Linked DNA regions of Homo sapiens: region 1 is linked to region 2. The links are chromatin contacts, found by Hi-C in ENCODE. All regions are on one chromosome and are shown on one strand. The core of a region is the stretch at or near the end of the contact, and the rest is flanking DNA. Distances in the headings are between cores, read along the strand shown. Region 1 has its middle 48 kb from the start of LINC02513. Region 2 overlaps DTHD1 (death domain containing 1).

Region 1 (6,342 bases), core at 1,871-4,370, 2.0 Mb after region 2:
CAGAATGTGACTTTATTTGCAGATAGGGTCTTTACAGAAGTATCGAGTTAAAATGAGATCCATAGGGTGGGCCCTAACCCAGTGTAACTGATGACCTTGTATAAATGGAGAATTTGGTCACAGACAGACACACACAGAGGAAAGACAACGTGAAGAGAAACAGGGAGAAGAGGGCCGTCTACAAGCCAAGGAGAGAGGCTGGAACAGACGTGCCCCTCACAGCTCTTGGAAGAAACCAACCATGCAGACACTTGAATCTCAGAGTTCTAGCCTCCATTACCATGAGACAATAAATGTCTGTTGTTTAAGCCACGCAGTTTGTGTTTAAAGGCAGCCCTGGCAAATGAATACCAGGGACAACAGTGATTCTGTAATGCACACTGTCCCCCAACCCCCCAGCCCTCTCCTTGGGACCTGCCATGTCAACAGCATGGAGACTGCAGGGCCCCAGGTCTGTCTCCAGTTCCTCCGCATGAGCCACTGTGGTAAACCCATAATCGGTGGGTGGGGAGACCATCTGTGCTGGTCTGATCTGTCTTTTCAAGTCCAGAGCAGCTTCTAGATAGCTTTTCCCTGTGAATCGACTGGCTGCCTCAGTCAGTGGTTGGCAGAAAATCCCAGGCTTCCCTTGGCTACAGCCATGTCTGGTTCTGGTTTCACGAGGGACCTAGGTTTACGGGGCAAACTGATCCAACTGGAGCCTTCATGGCTAGAACTCTTGTGTTCTCTGTCACAGTTGAGCTGTCTGGAGATCAATTCTACAATCCCTGCGGTTCCCAGGTAAGAGGGGGATGGTATAGCAAAGCCCACCACCACTTCCAGAAAACCAATTCAAAACGCACTAGATACACTCTCTTTATTGTAAGACTACAAAGAAATAAGAATAAGAATACACATTTTGTACTTTGTATTTTCATAAAGAAACATAGGTAGGGTTAAAAAAAAGTAATAAAAATGATTTACCAACAAGGGAGAAAAGGAAGAGGAAAGATTGGATTAACGGAAAGAAGTGGCAGCTAGTATACTTCTCAGGTATACTATATTTTAGAATTTTGACTTTTGAGTCATGTAAGTGAATGACCCACTCAAATAAAATTTTAACTTAAAAAGTGTACTATTCATGAAAAGGGGCCCAGAGTCCCATTTTTGCATTGGAAACACATCCTAGGCAATGTGTCCAAAGGTAGCTTGCTTTAAATGCCATATTACCCTATTTTAATAATGGTGATAGTCTATTTGTTTAGCATGAACGAGGGCCTGTAGAACCTGCTGGTCATAGTGCTATAATGGGCATTCAATGATGTAGCGTCATTCACAGGACCTTGATCTCTTAGTCTGGGCTTCCTAGGGAACCAGCTGAGTGGCCTTGGACTCAACCCTGTACCTTTCTGCTCCTCAATTCCTCATCTGTGACACAAGCTTAATTCACCTGTTCTGTGTGCTCATAGGCTGTTATCTGGCTCAACTGTGAAAACACTTTGAAATCACCATTATCATCATCCTCATGGTGGAGTTTTCAGTTGTGCATGTACAACTGGAAGCCATTGTGTCAGAAGCGTTTGAACCAGAGCAACTCCATCTTGAATAGGGGCTGGGTAAAATGAGGCTGAGACCTACTGGGCTGTGTTCCCAGGCAGTTAAGACATTCTAAGTCAATGGATAAGATAGGGTGTCAGCACAAGACACAGGTCATAAGGACCTTGCTGATAAAACAGGTTGCAGTAAATAAAGAAGCCAGCTAAAACCCACCAAAATCAAGATGGCAATGAGTGTAGGATCCTCACTGCTACAGTCCCACCAGCACCATGACAGTTTACAAATGCCATGGCAACATCAGGAAGTTACCCTATGTGCTCTAGAAAGGGGAGGCATAAATAATCCATCCCTTGTTTAGCATATCATCAAGAAATAACCATAAAAATGGGCAACCAGCAGCCCTTGGGGCTGCTCTGTCTACGGAGTAGCTATTCTTTTATTCCTTTCCTGTCTTGTCTTTTTTTTTTTGAGACAGAGTCTGGCTCTGTTACCCAGGCTGGAGTGCAGTGGCATGATCTCAGCTCACTGCAGCCTCCACCTCCTGGGCTCAAGCAATTCTCCTGCCTCAGCCACCTAGTAGCTGGGATTACAGGCGTGCACCACCACACCCGAATATTTTGTATTTTTCTTTTTCTTTTTTTTTTTTTTTAGTAGAGATGGGTTTCACCATGTTGGCCAGGCTGGTCTCGAACTATTGACCTCAGATGATCCGCCCACCTCGGCCTCCCAAAGTGTATTCCTTTACTTTCTTAATAAACTTGCTTTCATTTTAGTCTACAGTCTCACTCTGAATTCTTTCTTGTGTGAGATCCAAGAACGTTCTCTTGGGGTCTAGATGGGGACCCCTTTCCTGTAACAAGTGTACAGTTGGAGGCCATTGAAAAACAACCAAGCCTAAGATGGGACATGATACCATCTTAAGAATATTTGTATTTGTCTCTCTGACACTGTCTGCAGACTAGGGTCACTCAAAGGATGGATGTGGATCTCTTGATTTTCCAACTCTCACTTTCACCAAGCATTTTGACAAGGGTTGGAGGGGTCCTTTAATAAGAGGTATAGGCGAAGGAGGTAGGAACTAGTCTCTTCATCTGGACCAGAGAAGGAACTCTGGTTCTGCAAACAAATGAAAAGCTTAGGAAGGCCTTGTCCTGACAAAATTCACAGGCTTCTAATCCTCTCCCTTCCCCACCTTAAAAACACACAAAATTAAGGAAAAGACAAGAAAGGCGGTAAGATTCTTGAAAGAGCTTTCAAAAATGAGAAAAGAAAAACAAGAGAATAAACAGCACAATGTGTCCTGATATGTTAATATGTTTCCCTTTCGTTTTGCGTTTTTTTTCCCCTTTCCTTCAAAAAAAAAAAAAAAATCTAGGATTTTGTCTCCTCTAAGGAGAAATTAGGAAGGAAAATCTGACATAATCTCCAGAGCTGTAAAACTTCTTTGTATGCCGTCACTTGAGTGCTTTTTCTTACATTCCCTTAAGTAGCCAACCTACCATGTGGCGAGTTTGTGAAGCCAGGAAGGGAGGCAGTAACCCGAGAGGCGCTGCAGGGCGGCTCCCCACGGCGAGGGAGGGCAGGCGGAGCCCCAGCTCCTCCCAGCCGGCTGAGCGCTCGGCCCCTCCTATGGCCGCAGGGGAAAAGGAGGAGAGACCTACATTTAAAAAGGCAGGAACCTACCAACTGCAGAGTGAGAATTCCCATTCGTGAGGTCAAATCGAGGTCAAGAATTTCCTAACCATCTCTGAAAACCCCCTATTTAGGGGGTCAAGTCGGGCTGGCAACGCCCCAAATCATTAACTAAATCTAACTTGATCTTCAAAAACACAGCCTAGGACTGTTTTTCTTTCTTTCTTCTGCCTGAATGTTTCTCAGTGGCATTTCTGTTACTTCCTGTTTGTGACCGGGCTTTCCTTGCCCTACTTCCTTTTTTAGGGGTTTAGGTTGCCTCGACGGCCATTTCCACTTAGATAGATGGAAAAGGGGTGTGTGTGCGTTGGATTGGAAGGGAAACAGCTCACATTTATTTTTATGTTGTAAAAGTCTTTTCTCATGCATTCACATTCTTTCATTTACGTTCTACAGCAACACTATGAGACCAACAATATGATTATGCCCAAATTACAGTTAAAGAAACTCAGGCTCAAAAAGATTAAATAAGATGTCCAAGTTCACGCATCACATAAAGGCGCAAAACCTGGATCTGCGTTCCAAGGGTCTGAAATCCAAAGGGGCTTGGGGATTTCACGAGGTCTGAATCTAAAACTGAAGTTCTTTTCATTTATTGAACCCTTAAGGGAGACCTAACTTTAACTTATTTGGCAAAACTTTATTCAGGGAAGACTTTTATTCAATCTTTATTACAGAGTTTATTCTTCAAATGTAAAGAAAAGACTTAGCTTAGTGCCTTCCCCAGAGCAGTGGGAGAATTATGAAAGATGTACTATTGCTTTTTTTTTTTTTTTTTGGCAACCTCTCTGCTCTGCTGGCTTTCACCCTGGCCATCCCAGGACCGAGCTGGGGCGTTCAAGCTTGCCTCGGAGCCAGGCCTGCACTTCCAGCGTCAGGCAGTAGGGGGAGCAAGTGTGCAAGAGGAGGAAAGCGGCTCCAATTGGGCAGGAAACGTTTGAGACCATGTGTCCTTACCCGGCTCCGGTTGAAAATTTAATTTTTTTGGCTGCCTGAATGCTTAGGACCCATGGCTCCAGGCTTCTCTGCAAAAATTTATGCTTACTGATTTGTAGGGTGGGAAAAACCAGCCTCAGGGAGTTGTAGAAAAAGATTACATGTGTCCCCTGGATCAGAGGAAGTAAAAACCTCCACACGGTTGCTGGGGAAGGATCCAGGCCTCCTGGCCTCTGCCCCTATGTGAGGGGGAGAGGACGCAGAGGCCCGCACTATGGGCCGTCCTGGGTCCAAGCATCCCAGGACCTCCACCTGAAACCTGCCAGAGAAGACAGGATTTTGTACAGTCCCTAGCGAAAGAATTGGAATGTATACAGCAAAATGGGGAGAAACGTTTGTGTTTTTTCATTGTATCCCTGGCTTCTGGAACAGCGCAGGTGGCGGCCTGGCTTCTGGTACTCACATTGACAGAGCCTGTTAACTTAGGCTGCGCTTTGACAAGCTCCTTGAAGTCAGGTGGAAAAGAAACAAATGTCCTAAGCTTGAGCCTGTACTAGGTCTAGAATAACTTTAGAGTGCTGGCAGGTCACCTCTGCTCTGGGATGTAGCTTTCTCCCATTTCTTTCTCCATTACAACTTTAGTTTCTTAACCTGGGAAAGAAAAGTTTCAAAACTGCAGCAGTGGAGAACCCCGAGGGCTGGCTGGCAATAGTGTCATTCAAAGGAAAACAGAGAAGAACCAAAAGCTGATGTTTGCCTGCACTTTGGATTTGGATATAGAAGACAACTGATATTCTTTTTTTGATGGTGGTTATGTACAGAAAACGTTGGTCTTGGTTCCAAATACACATGAGATTTGTATTCTAATGCACCTGTTCCTGTGATTTTTTTTGTTTGTTTGTTTAAAATGGTGACTTCCTAGGGTATTTTTCTAGACCAGTAGAAAAGACGTTAACCAAAGCTTCCTGTAAAACTACCATTTAGGCATCTCTGCTTTCATTCTGCTCTGGGGTAAAAACTCCCTTCACTCTGAATAAGTTAGAGAAGTATTCAGAGTAGCTGAGATGGAAATGGATAAGATGTGGACCCACTAAGAGAGATGGCAATAATCTTTGGATCGCCACCCCTCACGGGATTTCCCCTAATATAAGATGATACCTGTGTATCATTGGTATATATCATCATAGAGGTATCTATGTATCTGCAATATAAAATGATATCTATATAAGGAACTTACAATCTTCTGGTACAGTTCTCACTTCGTATGGCCCAAGAACCCATCAGAAAATTTACCTTTTATTTGCAAACACTCTAGCACAAGTAATTAACAATTAACATTGATTAGTACCCTCTAGGTGCTAGGCATAGGAAATAAAGATAAAGACCCGCCCTTGAGGCTGGGCATTGTGGCTTACGCCTGTAATCCCAACACTTTGGGAGGCCGTGGCGGGCAGGTGGGGGAGCATCACTTGAGATCAGGAGTTTGAGACCAGCCTGGCCAACAAGCCGAAACCCTGTCTCTACAAAAATACAAAAATTAGCCGGGTATGGTGGCGCACACCTGTAATCCCAGTTACTCCAGAGGCTGAGGCATGAGAATCGGTTGAACCCATGAGATGGAGGTGGCAGTGAGCTGAGATCATGCCACTGCACTCCAGCCTGGGCGACAGAGCCAGATTCTCAAAAAGAAAGAAAGAAAGAAAGACCCACCCTTGAATAACTCACTCTGGTAAGGGAGACATCACATTCTAGGGTATGTGTGTTTCCATATGTAAATGACAGGGAGGAGTGTTTTGAGGAAGGAAGGCTCTGCTTGGATGAGGCAGTAGGTTCAGGGGCTAGGAGCCTCAATACTGGAGTCAGCCTGCCAGGATTGAATCCTGGCTCCACCATTTACTAGCTATGTGACTCTGGGCAAGTTTCTAGACCTAGCTGAGCCCCAGTTTTATTATCTATATGCTATAGGGAGAATCATGTTCCCTATTGCCATGGTTTTTTTTTTTTTTTTTGAGGATTCGGTGGGATGGAGCCAGTAATCACTCAATATGTGTTGGTGATGATAATGGTGATGATGATGGTGGAGGTGGAGGTGGATGAAATAGAGAAGGCTTGACTGAGGAATTCAGCAGGAGAAAGAGGGAACTGTGGAAGAGGGAAGAGCATTCTAGATGAGGCCTG
Region 2 (6,083 bases), core at 2,796-5,295:
CTCAGATGTCACTTGTTATTCTTATTCCCTTATCTTCTAATCTGAGGTCACTTTTTTAACTTGTTACCCTTTCTCGATTTACTTCCTAACACTCATCATTGATATTTTTAGATTTATTTGTTCATGTATTTTCTATTTTCCTTTGCTTCTTTAAAAAGCAAACTCCATGAATGAAGGACCCTGTCTATTCTATCCAGGTTCCTTCTTCTGTGATTAGAACAGTGCCTGGCACATAGTAGGCACCCTAAATATCTATGACTTGGTGAATAAGGGGAGGTCTATAGCTGTCTCCAGATTCTAAAAGTTTAAGAACTATTGACTTGAAGGAATACTCAAATTCTCTCTGTTCCGTAGTTTAGAGCCTGATTCTACAAACTCTTAACTGACAGGCTAAGGCATCGATGTGGATCAGCATGAAGATGTGGAGTGGAGAGGGGTACCTAAGGGCTGCTCTCCAGGCAGCTCAGCTGGCACATTGCTTCCAGAAAGCCTCACGTTGCTTTGCTGCCATAAGAGGATGAAAGGGAGACAAGCCAGTGGTGGTTGGAATTCTCTGGCAAGAGGCGGTAAGGGCCTTACTGAGATGATGGCAGACCATGCAAAGAAAGGCCGTTATGTCAGAGACGACAGACATGAAGTCCAAAAATGTGATAGGAATTCAGCTTTCACTTATTAGTGTTTCCTCTGTTGCCTGACTTTATAAAAGTAGCCAAATTAGTCAAGCCAAATTAGCCAACATAGATAATTTAGGGGTTTGTATAGATTTTCCTCAGTAAAAGTCTGTGTTTACGATTGTCCAGTACTTTTGCGTCAGCTTCTTCTCTGTTTTGCTTGTAACACACCATTCCTTACCTATGTGCCTGAGTAATTCTTACTGAACCTCTTTCACATCGGTGCTGAAGTGCAGCCTTGCCAAGGAAGCCTTCCCTCACTCCTCCTTTGTACCAGGTTAAGTGTTCCTGGTATATGGAGCTACGGCATTTTGTACTTTCCTTATCACTGTAGTTACCATATTTCATGACATCCACTTGCTTGTTTCCTTCCCTTGTTGCTGTAATGGCTTTTCAGGGAGTCTTTTTTTCTGAAATATTTTTTTTTCTAATCACCTCTCCTTGTGAAATTTTATTACCACGGATATACTGTATGTCTATGTACCATATATTTATCTGTGTTTTATACATCTGAAAGAGTAAGCCTTTTTGTGTCTCAGCCAAGAACGAATTTTCTCTCCCCAAGGGTGACATTACCAAAATTGAGAATGCATGCAACGAACTGCGCAGGCACAGACACTGTCCAGCTCAACTCTGTATTGCCAGTGCGGACACATAGTACATGCTTGATAAATATTTGTGACTAACTAGATGAACAAGATAATCTCTGCAAACCTTACAGTTACTCAACCTTGAAATTGATAATCCTGAAACTATATTGGCATGTTTAAAAATAGTACATTTAAACTTCTGCTGTCTTTCATAGATGAATCTACTGCCAATAGGCCATCTGTGCTTTCTTTTTATTCCAGATGGGTTCGTATAGGGCTTTCCAGATTCACTCTTTGAGCCCTTTCTTGTGCCCAAAGTCTTCAGAAATAAGTTTGTCAGGTTGAAAAAGAATCTGTGGCTGTGGGAACTTTTTTCTTTTCAAACTAGTATAACTAAATGGGAATTGAAACTATGACATTTAGTTTTGCAAGATGAGACTTATTTCATCAGAATTTAAAAAATTCACCTCAACTAAGCAGTATTAGAATGTGCTATTTTTCAGGAAATGGAAGTAGCCTAATATAGCAGTAGCTTGGCATTAATGAACATGACACTATGTGGATATTTATACATGTAGCATAAAATAGGTGAAGGTATTTGTCAAAATTAAAAGTGCTTCACAGAGAACAAACAGTAAATATTTACATATATGTATCTAGGCATAGAACCACACACATAATTATAATGTGTGATGTTAATATACTGTGTCTGATTCATAAAGATGAGAAGACATATCACTTTTTACTTCATACTTGTGAGGATCTCTGCGTCTCTTATTCTTCAGCCTCTGTAGTTCATTCATTCATATATTAATTAATTCAACAAACAGTGTATCCCAAAGGCTCAACGTATAGTGGTGTCCTGGTATGTAGGGTCTCATTTTTCCCTTTCTTCTTTATAGCATGTTTTCAACTCATAGGCAGAGTTATCCCTTAAAGCAGGAGTCCCCAGTCTCTGGGCCATGAAATGGTAGCAGTTCGTGGTCTGTTAGGAACCAGGAGGTGAACGTTGGGCAAGTGAGCAATGCTTCATCTGTATTTACAGCCACTCTGCATTGCTTGCATTACTGCCTGAGCTCTGCTTCCTATCAGATCAGTGGCGGCATTTGATCCTTGTAGGAGTGCAAACCCTATTGTGAAATTCACCTGCCAGGGATCTAGGTTGTGTGCTTCTTACAAGAATCTAATGCCTGATAATCTGTCACTGTCTCCCATCACCCCCAGCTGGGAACTTCTAGTTGCAGGAAAACAAGCTCAAGGCTCCCGCTGATTCTACATTATGGTATATAATTATTTCATTATATATTACAATATAATAATAATAGAAATAAAGAGCACAATAAATTTAACTTGCCTGAATCATCCTGAAACCATCCCTCCAACATGGAAAAATGGTCTTCTACGAAACTGGTTCCTGGTGGCAAAATAGTTGGGGACTACTGCCTTAAAGCATTAGTCAAATCATCTCATGCCTCTGCCCCAAACCCTTCAGTGGCTCCCAGCTTCCATCAGAATAAAGGCTCTGTGTGAACTTGGCCCTCACTGACTCCAAGGCATTCTCTGCTCTACTCGCCTCCTCACTTATTCAACCACAGTGACCCTCTTGAGTTTTTGGAATATGCCACACCTGCTTCTGCTTTAGGTCTTTGTGTTAGTGATTCCCCTTGCTGGAATGTTCTTCCATCAGATATCTGCATGTCTGTTACCCTTACCTCCTTCAGTTCTTTGCTGAAACTTCACCTTCTCTCTGTGGTTTACCCTGACTCTAACATTGCAATCTACTCTTACCCTGCAACCTGACATTCCTAATCCTCTTTAATCTGCCCTATTTTTTCCCTCTAAGTCATTTCTCCGTTTTTACATGTGTTTCTTCATTTGTACATTTCTTGCAGAAAAACCCTCTCTTCCATAACTAGAAAGTAAGCTCTGTGAAGACGGGGAACATTTTTTGTTCACTGCCAAATCACAAGTACCTAGAATGGTGTCAGGCATAAGTTAGATGCTCAATAAACATGAGTGAATGGGTATATATAAATAGAACTTGCATTTTATGGACCAAAAATGTGAGGAGGACAGTGAGAAGTGCCAAGGAAGAAAATAAATTAGCATTAGAAGATGGACAGAATTGGTGGTGTGAGTTGGTAGGTGGGATAGCTAGGGAAGACCTCACTGTGGAGGGGACTACCGAGCTGAGGAGCAACCGGAGACCAGAACCTTCCTGTATGGCCAGGAGAGCATCCAAGTGGGAGACGCAGCAAGTTCCAAGACTCCGAGACGGGCACGCATTTCAAGTCAAGGACTCGAAGGAAGGCTGTGATGGTCAGTGCGCATGTGAGGGCCACAGAAAGATGATGAGGTTTGTAAGATAGTAAGCGTCCTGGTGATACTTCATATTCTATATAATCTTCTGAAAATGATCCCACAAACAATATATTTGAAAATATGTGGCTGAAAAGAATAATGATTCACCACTAAATCTTTCTGAAGTTGTGCCTCAGCCTTTCTCCTTTCACAAAATGTTCAAGTAAATTCAGTTCACACTGCACATAATTGTATTTTGGCAGAAACAAGGCAAGTTTCAAAAAACTCTCAAAGGTTTTTTAGATGGAAGGGAGTGGAGAGAATATTTTGTGCATGTGTGCGTGCGTCTGAAGTCACGCCAGATAGGTGACTATATGCCATTTGCTTATTTGTGCTAACTTGGGTTGTGACTGCTTTTGACTCCTTCCTCCTACTTAGAGGTTTTGTTTTGAAGGAAAGAAGGGCTCCAGATCTGACTGCTGTCACCTATTCGAGGCTGGAGTTTCCCAGTAAAACCTAACCCACACATTTACGTAAGCCATCTGTTGACCCAAGTTTTGCTTAGCCTGAACTTCCTGGATTATTATTTTTTTAAACTGAACTCCTGACATGTGATTTCTAGTAAATAATGATACTGCTTCAACACTTTCTTTCTCACCACATTAAATAACTTGCTGTGTCAAAGGGAGGAAGCAGGCAGATGGCAGTGCAAGAATCAGTTCGTCAGAATCGCCACTTTCACCACTTTGGATTTCATTACCATCTCACTGCTCTGCTAGGGATAATGTTGTTCCTATATTATTTTTTCCACCAATATGAAATACCAAAGCAATTTTGACTAGATAAATGAGATGATTCTGAACCATTAAAAAATGTTTACATCCAAAAGCATTTTAATTCTACTCAGACTTCTCAGTTGCAGTAATTTTACAAAATTATATTAGGGTTGAAGGATCAAATGGAACTTATTATGTTATTGCTAGGTATTTTAAAAAGCAGATTGAAAGAGCACATTAGAAGAAATTCCTATAAGAAAAATCAGGATTTTGTTTTGTTTTGCTTTGTTCTTGCTGTGGTTTTTGAGGGAATAGTGCCCACATTGTGATTGTTAAGTTTTCCATAACTTAGTGTCATGCTTTCTATACTAGAGTTAATTCCAGTAACATGTTTGGTGCATCATGTCCCTTCCCCTATCAATTACAGAAGAAAGCCACTAGGTTCTTGGTAAGTAGAAATATTATGTTAATTTTTTAACCTCTAAAAGTTTCCAAAATCTTCTCACTCTTTCCAATGAGAAGGATGGATGGAGAAGGGAGAACTCTGGCACTCCATGCATCTCCCTTACATGTTATCCTCATGTCTGCAGTTCCACTTTCCTACAGGCAACCAGAATGACCTTCAAAGCCACAATTTTGACCATGTCACTAAGAGGAACATGAGGGGAAAATGAACAAAGCTGGTTTAGTCAGAAACAGGATCCTGTGTTCTTTTTTGGAAAGTACTTTGACAACCAGTTTAATGAGAAGAGATTATTTCCCTTCTCCTCCCCCCCATTCCTTTCTCTTGTTCCCTTTCCCTTTTCTTTTTCCTTTCCCCTCCACTCTCCTCCCCTTATCTCTTCCTCTGCACCTTCTTTTTCCTGTCCCTTCTCCCCTTTCTCCTTCTCTGGCCCCTCTCAACGCCTCCCTCCTCCTTCCTCCTTCAACTCTTGGCTTTAAAAGATAAGGTTTTCTCTGTTTAGAGGGCAGTATAACTAAACAGGAATTGGGCACTGTATCGTTATAGGGCTTTTGATTTTTCTTTTACAAAGGAAGCACAGATATTCCTGCCTATCTAAATAAATTTGATAATTAAAATTTCATTGATGTGTTTGCACTTATTCTCTTAAAACTGTAACATTTAATAAGTAAAAAGTTATGCTCATTAACTCAAACAGATTTTAGTTTATGAACTTCAACTGTTTTTGTTTTTATTTTTTCTTCTGTAGATGTATTATATCAGTCAACACGTTAATTTAGCAACCACAAAATCCCTAATATATACAAGATATTCTGTAAGGCCTAAAAGTGATAATAATAATAGTAGAAGCCAAAATTCTAGCTTTCAAGGAGATTACAGTCCAGTTTAGGAAATAAAGTATAAAACTTTAAAAGTTATAAAACAAAGCAAGAGATAAATAATAATTGAATACAACAATACAGCAATAGCAAAAGGCAGGAACTGATTGTTAATTGCAAATGAATAGTAAGATGTTAAATGCTAGGGCATTTCAGAGAAGGGGGTGAACGCTGTGGACTGAGGTGACTTGCGGGTGCTTCAGGGAGCAAAATGATTGCAGAGAATGTTTAGGGTCTGGAGAGGAAGAGAGAAAGGGGCAATGAGTTTCACACAAGAGAGATGGCATGAGTAGAAACTTTGAAGTGGTCAAGCACAAGACGTGTTCCGAGAAAGGATGATGAATGCACCTGTTTCTTCAGGGGAAGATTTGGAAATGTCATGTTGGAAATAAGCTGGGGAAAGA

What was found. Hi-C counts contacts between places; a loop is a spot of excess contacts on that map. Pooled maps may share reads with other maps.
Region 1: a loop to region 2 is called in a map with no recorded cell type, with 14 times the contacts of the local background. The contact joins two enhancer-like sites. A Hi-C loop is called at or near these places in 5 of 37 single-sample maps with no recorded cell type and 8 of 50 pooled maps.

The regions. Positions count from the first base shown.
Region 1 is chr4:38,315,896-38,322,237 of GRCh38, forward strand. No RefSeq gene overlaps it. Among named protein-coding and RNA genes, the nearest start is that of LINC02513, 48 kb to the right of the region's middle. RefSeq lists enhancers at 2,034-2,534, 2,535-3,035. Within about 2 kb of position 3,121, at least 38 of the 41 ENCODE cell types and tissues checked have a DNase peak (open chromatin) inside an H3K27ac peak, as active enhancers do.
Region 2 is chr4:36,319,031-36,325,113 of GRCh38, forward strand. The region is part of intron 8 of DTHD1 (death domain containing 1); the gene reads left to right. Among named protein-coding and RNA genes, the nearest start is that of DTHD1, 40 kb to the left of the region's middle. Within about 2 kb of position 4,046, at least 5 of the 41 ENCODE cell types and tissues checked have a DNase peak (open chromatin) inside an H3K27ac peak, as active enhancers do.